Regions from separate parts of the Homo sapiens genome. Here region 2 is linked to region 1. A link is a contact called in ENCODE Hi-C or POLR2A ChIA-PET data. All regions are on one chromosome and are shown on one strand. The core of a region is the stretch at or near the end of the contact, and the rest is flanking DNA. Distances in the headings are between cores, read along the strand shown. Region 1 overlaps ARHGAP26 (Rho GTPase activating protein 26). Region 2 has its middle 27 kb from the start of FGF1.

Evidence for each region. Hi-C counts contacts between places; a loop is a spot of excess contacts on that map. ChIA-PET counts read pairs that join two places held with the same protein, here RNA polymerase II (POLR2A). Pooled maps may share reads with other maps.
Region 2: a loop to region 1 is called in a pooled map, with 2.4 times the contacts of the local background. The contact joins two enhancer-like sites. A Hi-C loop is called at or near these places in 39 of 168 maps with a recorded cell type or tissue (A673, B cell, CD14-positive monocyte and 30 more), 17 of 37 single-sample maps with no recorded cell type and 39 of 50 pooled maps. POLR2A ChIA-PET finds 5 or more read pairs at or near these places in 11 of 52 experiments (A549, BJ, CD4-positive, alpha-beta T cell and 7 more).

What each region holds. Positions count from the first base shown.
Region 1 is chr5:142,781,436-142,787,398 of GRCh38, forward strand. The region is part of intron 1 of ARHGAP26 (Rho GTPase activating protein 26); the gene reads left to right. Among named protein-coding and RNA genes, the nearest start is that of ARHGAP26, 14 kb to the left of the region's middle. Within about 2 kb of position 2,281, at least 12 of the 41 ENCODE cell types and tissues checked have a DNase peak (open chromatin) inside an H3K27ac peak, as active enhancers do; they include CD8-positive, alpha-beta T cell, dorsolateral prefrontal cortex, heart left ventricle and 2 more, where a contact is called at or near this core.
Region 2 is chr5:142,710,228-142,716,190 of GRCh38, forward strand. No RefSeq gene overlaps it. Among named protein-coding and RNA genes, the nearest start is that of FGF1, 27 kb to the left of the region's middle. RefSeq lists a silencer at 2,975-3,174. Within about 2 kb of position 3,269, at least 36 of the 41 ENCODE cell types and tissues checked have a DNase peak (open chromatin) inside an H3K27ac peak, as active enhancers do; they include CD8-positive, alpha-beta T cell, dorsolateral prefrontal cortex, heart left ventricle and 2 more, where a contact is called at or near this core.

The DNA.
Region 1 (5,963 bases), core at 1,031-3,530:
TTGCCTAAAATAATCCCATATTTCACCAGTGTTATGAGAGTCATTCTCTTCTTAACACTGTCCCAAGGCAGAAGTATGTGAGAGAATGGACACCATCTGCCCATCACACCTGGGGGAAAAGGGAGGGGAGCAATGCACTCCTTAGGCTTGGGTGCAGGTGTCTGGGGCAGGAGGCTGTGTGCCAGGGAATACAGTCTGCTGAAAATCTGTTTTACTCAGTGGGATCACAATTTGAATATTCAAATAAACACTGATAAGTTATAGAGTGGAATGCAGAATTCATGGCTTTTTTTTGAGATGGAGTCTCTCTCTGTTGCCCAGGCTGGAGTGCAGTGGTATTATCTTGGCTCACTGCAACCTCCGCCTCCCGGGTTCAAGTGATTCTCCTGCCTCAGCCTCCTGAGTAGCTGGGACTACAGGTGCGTGCCACCATGCCCGGCTAATTTTTTGTATTTTTTTTTAGTAGAGATGGGGTTTCACCGTGTTACTCAGGATGGTCTCAATCTCCTGACTTCGTGATCTGCCCGCCTTGGCCTCCCAGAGTGCTGGGATTACAGGCATGAGCCACTGCGCCTGGCCGATTCATGGTGTTTTTGAGAGTAGATGATCAGGTGTGGATGAAGAGAACACATAGTCAGCAGCATAGTGCCTGAGGAAGGGATGACAGAGGAGTTAGGGGCATCTCCAGAGTTTCCTTCTTAGGCCTTGGGAGGATGGCTGAACTGCATACAGGAGAGGAATCGTGGTGTGTGATGGGGGATACAGAGTGAAGTAAGGTTTGTCCTTGCTGAGTTCCTGCAGGGCATGCAGGTGGAGACACCCACAAGGCTGTGGGAAGCACAAGTCTGGAACTCTGGAGGAAGATGAGGGCTACAGGTATAGGTTTGGCTCTCTCCAGGTGGTATTTGAGGCCCTGGGAGTGACTGAATCTATAAGAGTGAGACCCACGCAGGGGTCCTTAGCCTCTGCTGTCCATTGAAATCACCTGAGGAGCTCAGGACTCACCTTCAGAGATTCTGATATAATTTGGCTGGGTTGCAGTCTGGGCATGGGACATTTTAAAAACTCCCCAGGTGATTCTAATGTGCAGCAAGGGTGAAGAACGCCTGGCATGGAGTGAGAGAAGAGAGTGGAAGCTGAAACCATAGGGAGCATCCACATTTAGCAGGTGGGTAGCAGAGAGTTGGAGAGGCTTTGATGACTTGATGTTTCATCCTGGCCAGTTTAGGTGAGGACTGTTTGGAGGCCTTTGGATTTGACCTTTGGAGATGAAACTGGAGAAAACAGCATAAGTGCAAGGGAGGATAATAAATATCTATTATACCTTACAATATTATTGTGAGGAGCAGCTGAGATAATTGTAGATATTATGCTTAGCAGTGTAAGCAGGCCTGTGGTAAGTGACCTGTTATTGGAATCTGCCTTTAGAGTGTCCTTGTAAGATAGTGGTTCTTAAAAGTGAAGGTGTACAAGAATTCCCCTAACTGCAGATTCTCTGGCTTTACCCAAGGAAATGCTGATGCATGAGCTCTAGGCAGGTCTGGAAACCCGAATTTCCTATACCCCCGCCCCCACTCCCTTCCATCTCACCCCAAGTGATTTGCATGGTGGGAGTCCTTGGACCACACATTAGGTCTAAATAGGTCAGCAGAGATTCTGCATAAATCTGGTCCCCAAATCCTGTTCTTCCTTAATGTGCACAGCTGTGCTCTCCAGCCTCGTGGGCACATCTCAGATATCTGGAGGGTGTTTGCATTACTGCAGGCCTAGGAATGATGCAGGAGGGTTTCAGAAGCGTAAAAGTTCTAGCAGCTTGAGAACATGTCAGCCAGTGTGGCTCCACGCCTGGGATCCAGTTGTTCCGTGAGCTTGGCCTGTGAGCGGGAACCCTTCAGCAGCATTGCCAGCGGATGTGGGGGAGCTCCTGAAAGGAAACTTTTGCTCCTGGGCAATCACAGGGAAACTGTATTCCCACAGTGAGTCTTGGGTGCTCTTGTCAGGGTTAAAGTCATTTGGGGTCAGAGCCTGTAATTATGTTTCACATTTTTTTTTTCTTTAAAAACATTCAGGAAGCATAATGAGCTGGTTGAGCTGTTGCACAGCAAGGGGAACTCAGGATCTGGGGAGAGGAGGAGAGAGACTGGGTGATGGCTCTGGAGCTGAGATGCCTTAAACCCAGAGAGAGCTGATCTCCCCCTTCTACCTGGAGGTGCCCCTGGGCAACTCATTTCTGGCAAATACTGCTGTCTCTGTTCTGATCTCAGCTGGTTCTCACCCTTTTAAAGCAGGGCTGGATGACTGGGCAGACCACAGCTGCTGCTGGTGTGATCCCAGGGTGTCACCACCAGGAAATTAGTGCTGCTTTCACTCTGCTATTTGCTTCTTAAGAAAATCTGTGGGTTGCTCTTCCAAAAATAAGGTTTTCTTGCATTTGTATCTGACTAGTGCACTGAAATGTTTGACACAGACTTTACCGTGGGCGACTTACCCAGCAGATCATCAGCCACACCACCCCTGCTGTGGACAATATGTCATTGTGGAGGCCAGGGCAGGCACTGGAGGCGAGTGCCTCAGCATCCGTAGGCTTCGGCATCCAGATGCTCCTGCTGCATCTGTGTCTGCTGGCCAGGACTTGCCACAATCTGCCGGCCTTCTGACCGAAGCTGCCCAGAGCTCAGTGTGCAAGGTCAGCAGACTACCATGCTGCCAGCTCTGTTTAGAGCAGCAAGATGGGTTTCTCTCTGGAAAGAAAGCCTGTTTCCTCTTACGTAGCCAGCATGCTTGTAATCGGTTCCCCAGCAGGGAAGCTCTGCTCCATTGCATAGGAAATTGGAGTGGAACTGATAGCTTTTGGCCTCTGTGTCTTTTGGGATATAACTTTGGCTTGCTTCTCATCTCCCCCACCTCTCCTGGCCAGCTTAACTTCATACCATACTGCAAGGAAAAGACACAGCCCAGTGGGGCTTGCTTGGGATTTTGTGCTTGAAACCGTACGTAATTTGTACATGAAGATGATCACCAGTTGAAGATAACTTAAATTTTGCTTGTTTTCCTAAGGAGTCTAATCCTTACTGCCCCTAAACTGAGTCTCTTTAAGAAAGACAATTTGTTTTTTGATGGTTAAGCAAGAAACTTGTAAAATGTCAAACTGGAGAAGGATGACTCATATCTCTTAATGTGCCGTCTCAATCAGCCATATTACTGAGCTCCCCAAATGGGCAGCATGGGGGTAGGCGATGGTAGGCAGAGACCATGGACGATGTTTTTTAAAAACAGCTTTTTTGAGATACAATTCACACGACACAATTTACCCATTTGCAGCATACAATTCAATGGCTTTTAGTATATGCACAGGATTTTGCATTCATCTTCACGATTAATATTAGCATATTTTCATCATTCCCCCAAAGCAATCCTGTAGTCCTTAGCTAATATCTGCCATTCTTTCCATCCCTACCTCTCATCCCTAGGCAACCACTTCCTTAGGATTTTTTTTTTTTTTTTTTTTTGAGATGGAGTCTTGCTCTGTTGTCCAGGCTGGAGTGCAGTGGCGCGATCTCGGCTCACTGCAAGCTCCGCCTCCCTCCTGAGTTCATGCCATTCTCTTGCCTCAGCCTCCCAAGTAGCTGGGTCTACAGGCGCCCACCACCATGCCCGGCTAATTTTTTGTATTTTTAGTAGAGACAGGGTTTCACTGTGTTAGCCAGGATGGTGTCGATCTCCTGATCTCGTGATCCGCCCACCTCGGCCTCCCAAAGTGCCGGGATTCCTTAGGATTTTTAACTCATGTCTCCAAGTGTGGCACTCTCCTATCTGCTTCGTCTCTTGATCTTGTGAAGCCACATACCCTTTTCCTTCAGTGCATCCAAACAATTTGCAGCTCCTCAGAATGCTGCAGTTCCAACACCAGGATGTTCCGACCTGGCACTGTTCTTGCTCTTCACACATTCTTGTCCTCTGACAGATTTACTAGTGCAACCTGACTAATGCACACTCACTGCCGAGGGGGCCTTTAGGCCTCTGGTTTCACACTTCTTTTGTCTTGTCTGTCCCTTGGTGTTGATCTTGCTTTAGAGAGAGTAATTGGAACGAGAGCGTGTTATTTCTGCTTGAGAATGGGTACCCCAAATCCAGTAGGTAGATGCATTCCTTCATTTCTACAGAGGAAAAAAATTGCCAGTACTATCCTGATTTGGCTGGTTGCACTTCAGGGTTTCAGCTTTAACCATTTTAGGGACTATTGACAAAAGTAAACTTTTTATATGCTGAAATGGTGATGTTTGGGGGTGTCAGTGGTCTTAACAGGAAAGCCCTTCTTCTTCACTAGCAACCTTGCATTGTTCTAGGAAATTCCAGTCCAAATGTAGAAAGCGTGTTTTCTACCATCTGTATGTTTTCTCTTTCTCTCATTTGCTTTCCTCCCTTCTTTTTCTTTCCCTTCACCTTTCCCCACACACCCCCATCATTTGTTCACTGTGTCTGGCCTTCTACCATCTCTCTCTTGCCTTGCCAAAGGACCAGGGAGGTGACTGATCCCTGGTATTTTTTTTTTTTTTTAAATAGACAGAGTCTTGTCTTGTCACCCAGTGTGGTAGTACAGTCATAGCTCACTGTACCCTCAGACTTCTGGGCACAAGCAATCCTCCCACCTCAGCCTCCCAAGTAGCCAGAACTACTGGCTTTTGCCACTATGCCTGGCTAATTAAAAAACATTTTTTTTTTTTTTTGTAGCGATGGGGGTCTCAGTGTGTTGCCCAGCTGGTCTAGAACTCCTGGCCTCAAGTGATCCTCCTGCCTTGGCCTCCCAAAGTGCTGGGATTACAGGTGTAAGCCATGGTGTTTGGCCCTAATACATTTTTTAAAAAGTTAATTTCTTTAAGAGTTGGGGTCTTCCTTTATCACCCAGGCTGGAATGCAGTGGTGTGATCATAGCTCACTGCAGCCTCGGACTCCTGGACTCAAGTGTTCCTCCCACCTCATTTTCCTGAGTAGCTGGGACTAGAGGAGCATGCTACCATGCTCAGCTAAGTTTAAAAAAGTGTTTTTAGAGATAGGATCTTGCTGTGTTGCTCAGGCTGGTCTCAAATTCCTGGCCTCAAATGATCTTCCCACCTTAGCCTCCTGAGTAGCTGGGATTCATCCCTGATATCTCAGTTATGGAGAAAACAAAGCCTTTGGTAAATGGAAATGACGTGAAACAGATTTCTGGAGTTCTAGAATTTTTTTTTTTTTTTTTTTTTTTTTGAGATGGAGTCTTGCTCTATGCAGTGGCATGATCTTGGCTCACTGCAACCTCCGCCTCCCGGGCTGAAGCAATTCTCCTGCCTCAGCCTCCCGAGTAGCTGGGATTATAGGCACATGCTACCACAGCCGGCTAATTTTTGTATTTTTAGTAGAGACGGGGTTTCACCATGTTGGCCAGGCTGGTCTTGAACTCCTGACCTCGTGATCTGCCCGCCTTGGCCTCCCAAAGTGCTGAGATTACAGGCATGAGCCACTGCGTCCGGCTTGGATTTCTATAATTATAGCTAAAATGACTCTCAGCTTTGAGGTGACTAAGACATTCTGGTTCTAGAGAACTCTTAGTCGGACTGTGAGTGGTCTCATCTAGGTGAACAGCACTGTCTAGGGCTCCCTTTCCTGTTATACTTCCTGTGTTACATTTCAGAGTGAGAGGATGTGCTCAGAACCAGGGTGGGCACAGAACTTCTGGCTCACTGCTTAGCCGTTCTGATGGGTAACATTTAGTGGCTTATTTTCTACCTCTCTAATGGGACCTGATGACAGTGTCAAGTGTCTCATTTTTATCATTGGGGTGGGAGAGTGCCATTAAAATGGTCTTTAACAAAGTAGGTCAATAATTTATATTTCAAGAAGGGAAATTTGGGGACATGGAATGAGAGCATGTTATTTGGGTTAGTTGAACAGCTCCAGAAATAATTACGTATTTTTAATGCCTATTA
Region 2 (5,963 bases), core at 2,019-4,518, 70 kb before region 1:
TTATAGGCACTGGGAACCAAAAATTTGTATGATTCACTTTGTTGCAATACTTGCCTTACTGCGGCAGTCTGGAACCAAACCCACAATATCTCCAAGGTCCACCTGCAAATGCAGGCAGTGGGCCAGGTATACATGCATACATATGCCTTATGTGAGGGGTGGGCACTGAGGTTAACTAGAAAGCATGAGCCTATTTTTGCCTTGTGGTAATAAGGGCCTCATATTGCCAAATTTTTCCATTTTTTTCAAAAGAAGTAGGAAAGGAAATGCAGGCTTTTAAAATGTGAAATCCCAATTTTCAATTGTTGGTTCAAAAAAAACTTAAATCTCAACTAGCCAAATAAAATGCATCTGGGGTCCACACCCAGCTACCCTATAGGATACTAATTTAAAATATCTGGACTATAGTCTATATTGATGAGAGAAGTGGGGTGAAACTTGGCATTCCCTTGCCATTAACTTCTAGCCTCCCAGTAGTCCAGGCTGCCTTGAATAAACACCAGACCATCATACAAAACAGAGTTTTTATCTTATTTATTTATTTATGAGTTGGGTGTCTTGCTGCATTACTCAGGATGGAGTGCAGTGGCACAATCATAGTTCACTGAGGCCACGAACTGCTGTGCTCAAGTGATCCTCTCACCTCAGCCTCCTGAGTAGCTGGGACTACAGGTGTATGCCACCACATAAGGCTAATTTTAATTTGTTTTTGAGAGACAGAGTCTTGCTATGTTGCCCAGGCTGGTCTTAAACTCCTGGCCTCAAGCAATCTTTCCACCTTGGCCTCTGAAAGTACTAGGATTATAGAAGTGAGCCGCTATGCTTGACCAAAACACAGTTTTTAAATCAATTTATGTCTTTACTGAAATCTCTTAAAGATGCCAAAGGGTGGGGTTTGGGTTCCATTCATAACACCAACATTTCTGAAGAATCCTCTTCTCTTGTCTCTTTCTCAAGTCCTCCTCATGACATCTGTGTTAGTCCGTTCTCACACTGCTATGAAGGACTGCCTGAGACTGGGTAATTTATAAAAGAAAGAGGTTTTAATTGACTCACAGTTCCACAGGGGTGGGAAGGCCTCAGGCGGAAGGGGAAGCAACCACATCCTTCTTCACATAGCGGCAGGAAGGAGAAGTGCCAAGCAAAGGGGAAAAGCCTTTCATAAACCCATCAGGTCTCATGAGAACTCAAGAAGAGCATGGGGATATGTGGAGGAAAAGTTAAATCTTAAATTTGAACTCAATTGAATGTGGACACAAACAATGGTCACCAAGTCCCAGAACAGGTTGCATGAGCCCCTTGAGGCGTTCATCCAGACGGTTTTGGAGAAATCTGTTCCTGTATGTTAGTTATTGAAAAACAACAAACAATCATAAAAACAAGTTGACCTTTTTGTGTTCCTTGAGTCCAGTCATGAAGGGCCCTCGTGACTGGGCCTCATGCCAAATAAGTCGTTACAAAAAGAACTAGGGTCCCATACCACGCCAAAGCTTCATGAGACCTCTCCTCATCTGTGCATGGATGAGCGGTCAACTCTGGAGCCCAGGCTGTTGCTTCCCTGTCTGGTGATGAATCCTCTATAGTCTGGTAAGTGTAGTGGCCGACTCTGGAGCCCAGGCTGTTGCTTCTGGTCTGGTGATGAATCCTCCATCGTCTGGTGAGTGTGTGTGTATATATATATAGTCTATATTGATGGGAGAAGTGGGGTGAAAGTTGGCATGCCCTTGCCATTAACTTCTAGCCTCCCAGTAGTCCAGGCTATATATATATATCTTCTCCCTTTTCCCCTTCCCATTGCAATTTGCTTGTATCATTTGCTTATTATATCTGCATTGCCATTTACATGGGATAAAGGTTGTTTACCCTTGAAGGTATTGCATGTGTGTCTTTTCTTTTCCCTTTGTGCATCTCCCTCATAGAAAAGAGTAACCGCCCCCATGATTCAATTGCCTACCACTGGGTCCCTCCCACAACACGTGGGGATTATAGGAACTACAATTCAAGATGAGATTTGGGTGGGGACACAGCCAAACCATATCAACAGCCCAGCAGCTACTTCAGTCCTCCTTAATTTATCTCTTGAATTCTCCCAAACCCAGCTCATCCCTGGCTTGTTTCTCTTATTCTTTCTCTCGCCTTCTGATCCATTCTGCTTTCGTTAGTATGTAACTCCCTGCCTTCTCTTAGGTAGACCCATCAACCCATCCTACCCATGGTACTGCACAATTCAGAATCCTTTCCCAAATTTTCCCTTATTATGCACAAGAAATACTCCAGGGCCAGGTGCAATGGCTCACGCCTGTAATCCCAGAACTTTGGAAGGCTGAGGCAGGAGGATCGCTTGAGCCCAAGAGTTCAAGGCTGTAGTTAGTGATGTTGGTGCCACTGCACTCCAGCCTAGGCAACACAACAAGACACTATCTCAATTAAAAGAAAAAAAAAGAAAAAAGAAAAAGAAATACTCCAGAACTTGGCTAGTGAAGACTAATTCCTCCTTCACAGGAAGGAAGTGGGGGCAGGGGAAAATGATGCTGTAAATACTCTAAAATATGTATTTTTTCCTGTCCCATCAGCTATGCCATCTGGGATGGGGTGACGCCTGGATGAGATGTCATTTTAAAGGACATTTCTGGGACATGCTGGCATCAAGGCAAGTTTTCAGGTGGCTGCCATTTCCTTGTCATTTACCTTCTATGGACAGGACAGAGTCTCCACCCAAACCACCACCCTCCCACAAAAGCGGGAAGGAGAAGCCAGAAGGGAGAGAAATCAGACTTTTCCTGATTTGTCTAATAATAGAAAGTTGGCAGAGCACGTCACAGAATAGAAAGTATTTGATAAAAACAGCATCTGTTCAGCTTGGGACTCGAGCCGGAGCTGCATGGAAATTTAATTTATTCCTTCCTCGAGTATTCCCATTAGAGTATCACAATTCTGTCTTTCTCATTAATGAGAGAAGTTGAAAACGTTGCTTCCTGTGACCAAAATGGCTTTCTTTCCCACGGGCTGATGGCAGAGGAGGCGACAGCGCAGCTGAGCGAGCGGCCAGCAGGGGGCGCGGCCCTGCCGTCCTCACACCCACCCCGGACACGGAGACGCGGGGCGAGCGGGGCGCCCCTTACACAGCCTGCGAGGGGAGACCCAGGAGGTTTTCCAAACAAGAGGCTTTGCTGACTCTAGGGGCCTAAGAATAACCACTGTGTAGTATCCTGACTGCCGGCGGCCTCAGTAAAAGTGGTAGACAGAGGCTTCCCTGTCGCTCAAGGAGCTCCCAGGGCTTTCTAGGCTTCCCGTTCTCCTCCTGTTTCCCAGGACCCACCAGAGTGCCCCCTGCAGGTCAGGACGGGAACCGACACCTGGCCTTTGTCAAAACGCATTCCAGCGCCCAGTGAATTACTGTCCTCACGCCTGTCACCTCTCCATCTCCGGCTCCTCGCTGCTCTGGCTCCTTAAAGTCCTGCTCTGGGCAAAGTGGCCTTAACAGGAAATCAAAGCTGAGTCAAACTAATAATAGTTTGGCTATTGATCAGGCAGCCCCTTTAAATCACCCGGTGTTTTGTTTAATTGCAGAAAAATACACATAACATAAAATTTTCCATTTTAAATGTACAGTTAGTTTAGTGGTGTTAAGTGCATTCACATTCTTGTGCAACCATCCCCACCATCCATTTCCGGGGCTCTTTTCATCCTCCCAGGCTTAAACTCCACACTCATTAGACAAAAACTCCCCATTCCTCTTCCCCCAGACCTGGAAGCCACCATTCTGCTTTCTGCCTCTGAATTTGACTACTCTATGTACCTCTTATAAATGGGATCATATTGTATTTGTCCTTCTGTGGCTGGCTTGGTTCACTTAGCATAGTGTCCTCAAGGTTTACCCATGTTGTAGTGTGTGTCAGAATTGCCTTCCTTTTAGGGGTGAATAATATTCCACTGTATGTATATACCACATTTTATTTGTCCATTCATCTGTCAATGGCCACCAGGATTGCTTTCACCTTTTTGGCCATTGTGAATAATGTTGCAATGAGCATGGGTGTCCTTTTCGAGATTGTTTTGACCTGTTGGTATTTTAACAGGACTCTTTAGGAAGGTAATCCCAATGGAATAGTTCAAGGTCCGAAGAAAGCTGATGGGAACTATTTTAGGAAGAAACAGATTTAATGTCCCTTGCACCAAACCATATCACCTACATAGGGGGCTGCCCTAGGATATATGTTCTGATATCATGCATTTTGTATTTCCTCACTGAAAAGGATAAGAAGTTGTGCCCAGTGGAGGGAAAATGTTTCTGACTCAAACAACTTCCAAGCCACTTGGCTCTCGGAATCTTTGATAGCCGTAGATTGTTAGGCAGTGACAGTGGGAAGCCAGAGAGTGATGCAGACACGAGCAGGCTTTGGTGTCAGACCCGGCGAACATTTCTCCTGACATGAGCTTCAAATATCTTCATGAGCGGATTCTTTGGGGGTCCTTGCTGATTCAGCTTCTATCCGCCCCTCTATGCTTTCCTGTGCCTTCAGCTCTTAGTTTTTCCCCCATCAGCATTGCAATATGCTCAAGAAGTTAACAAAACAAATTAACACAGAGAAAGCACAACCCTCCCTTAAGCCCTGCCTCCCTTCAGTTCCCATCCTTCCTGTCTCTCTCCTGCTGTGGCCTGTAGCCTGTCTTCTTGAAGGAATCATTTTCACTTGCCACTTCCATATCCCCACTCCCATTCACTCTTGAACCCGGTGCTCTCCTGGCACTGGATTCTGAGGGTTTCTGATGTGACATCTTGGTTCAAGCTTCTGATGGGAAGTCAGCCCCCTGTTCAAGTCAAAAGCCCTGCATCCTGAGAAGTCCTGGCACCTTGCTTCAGAGACAGTTCCTAGAATACCAGAAGATATATATATATATGTGTATATATATGTGTATATATATACACACACACACATATATATGTATACATATATGTGTATACATATATGTGTATACATATATACACATATATATGTGTGTGTGTGTATATATATATATACACATAAATATATACATATATATATACACACACACACACATATATATACTTCCTCATCAAAAGAAGGCCTAACAAGAACTTTTGTAAATCATCTTTCCTGGCAATGGAGTATAGAGGTTAGGGGACCAACTGTATCATCATCCACAGCTTGATATGACCCCCAGCTCTGCCAGTTGCTAGCTGGGTGACTTTGGGCAAGTTACTTAAGTTCTCTGCACCTTCTTACCCTGCCTCTAACATGACGATCGCCCCAGCACCTACCTCATAGGCCTATTAGGATAAATAAATAATGCATGTCAAGAGCTGAGCACAGGGCATGGCTCACAGGAAGCATTTCATAAGGGTTAACTCGTGACTACTTTTTATTGGCATAATACTTAAAGGTTGACCTTAGTAATTAAGTCTATCTTGATTTTCATACCTGTAAAATTTGAGTGAACAAATGTGGTAAGACTAAAGGGTTTACTGCAAATTTTCTAGAGAATAATTGGTTCCCTAAGTGATCAGAAACATTTGCTAAGGATAACATGAGGAACGACAGGGAGAAACATCACATAGGGCTAATGAAAAGGCAGAATCTCTGAATGGAGATGAATACTCCTAGATATTGTGAGATAAACCAAAAAGCGGGAGAGTGTGATTGAACTTGTGCATCAGTGATTAGCGTTGGATAGGATTAGCATGCATAAACACAGACTTTTTGGAAAACAGCCCCTTGAAAAGCTATCAGAACTAAAATATGATAATAGTCAACACAGTCTGGCCACCAGATGAGGTATTCTGCTGTTTGATAAATTTTATAAAACTGCAGACCTTATTTTAAACTATGTGGAACTATTCCAAGGACTGATTGCAGAGTACATGAATAGGTATGTGAGTCTGATAAAATAGCTGAAATAAGGACAGGATTGGAAGGACATTGAAGTAAAATTGGCACGTG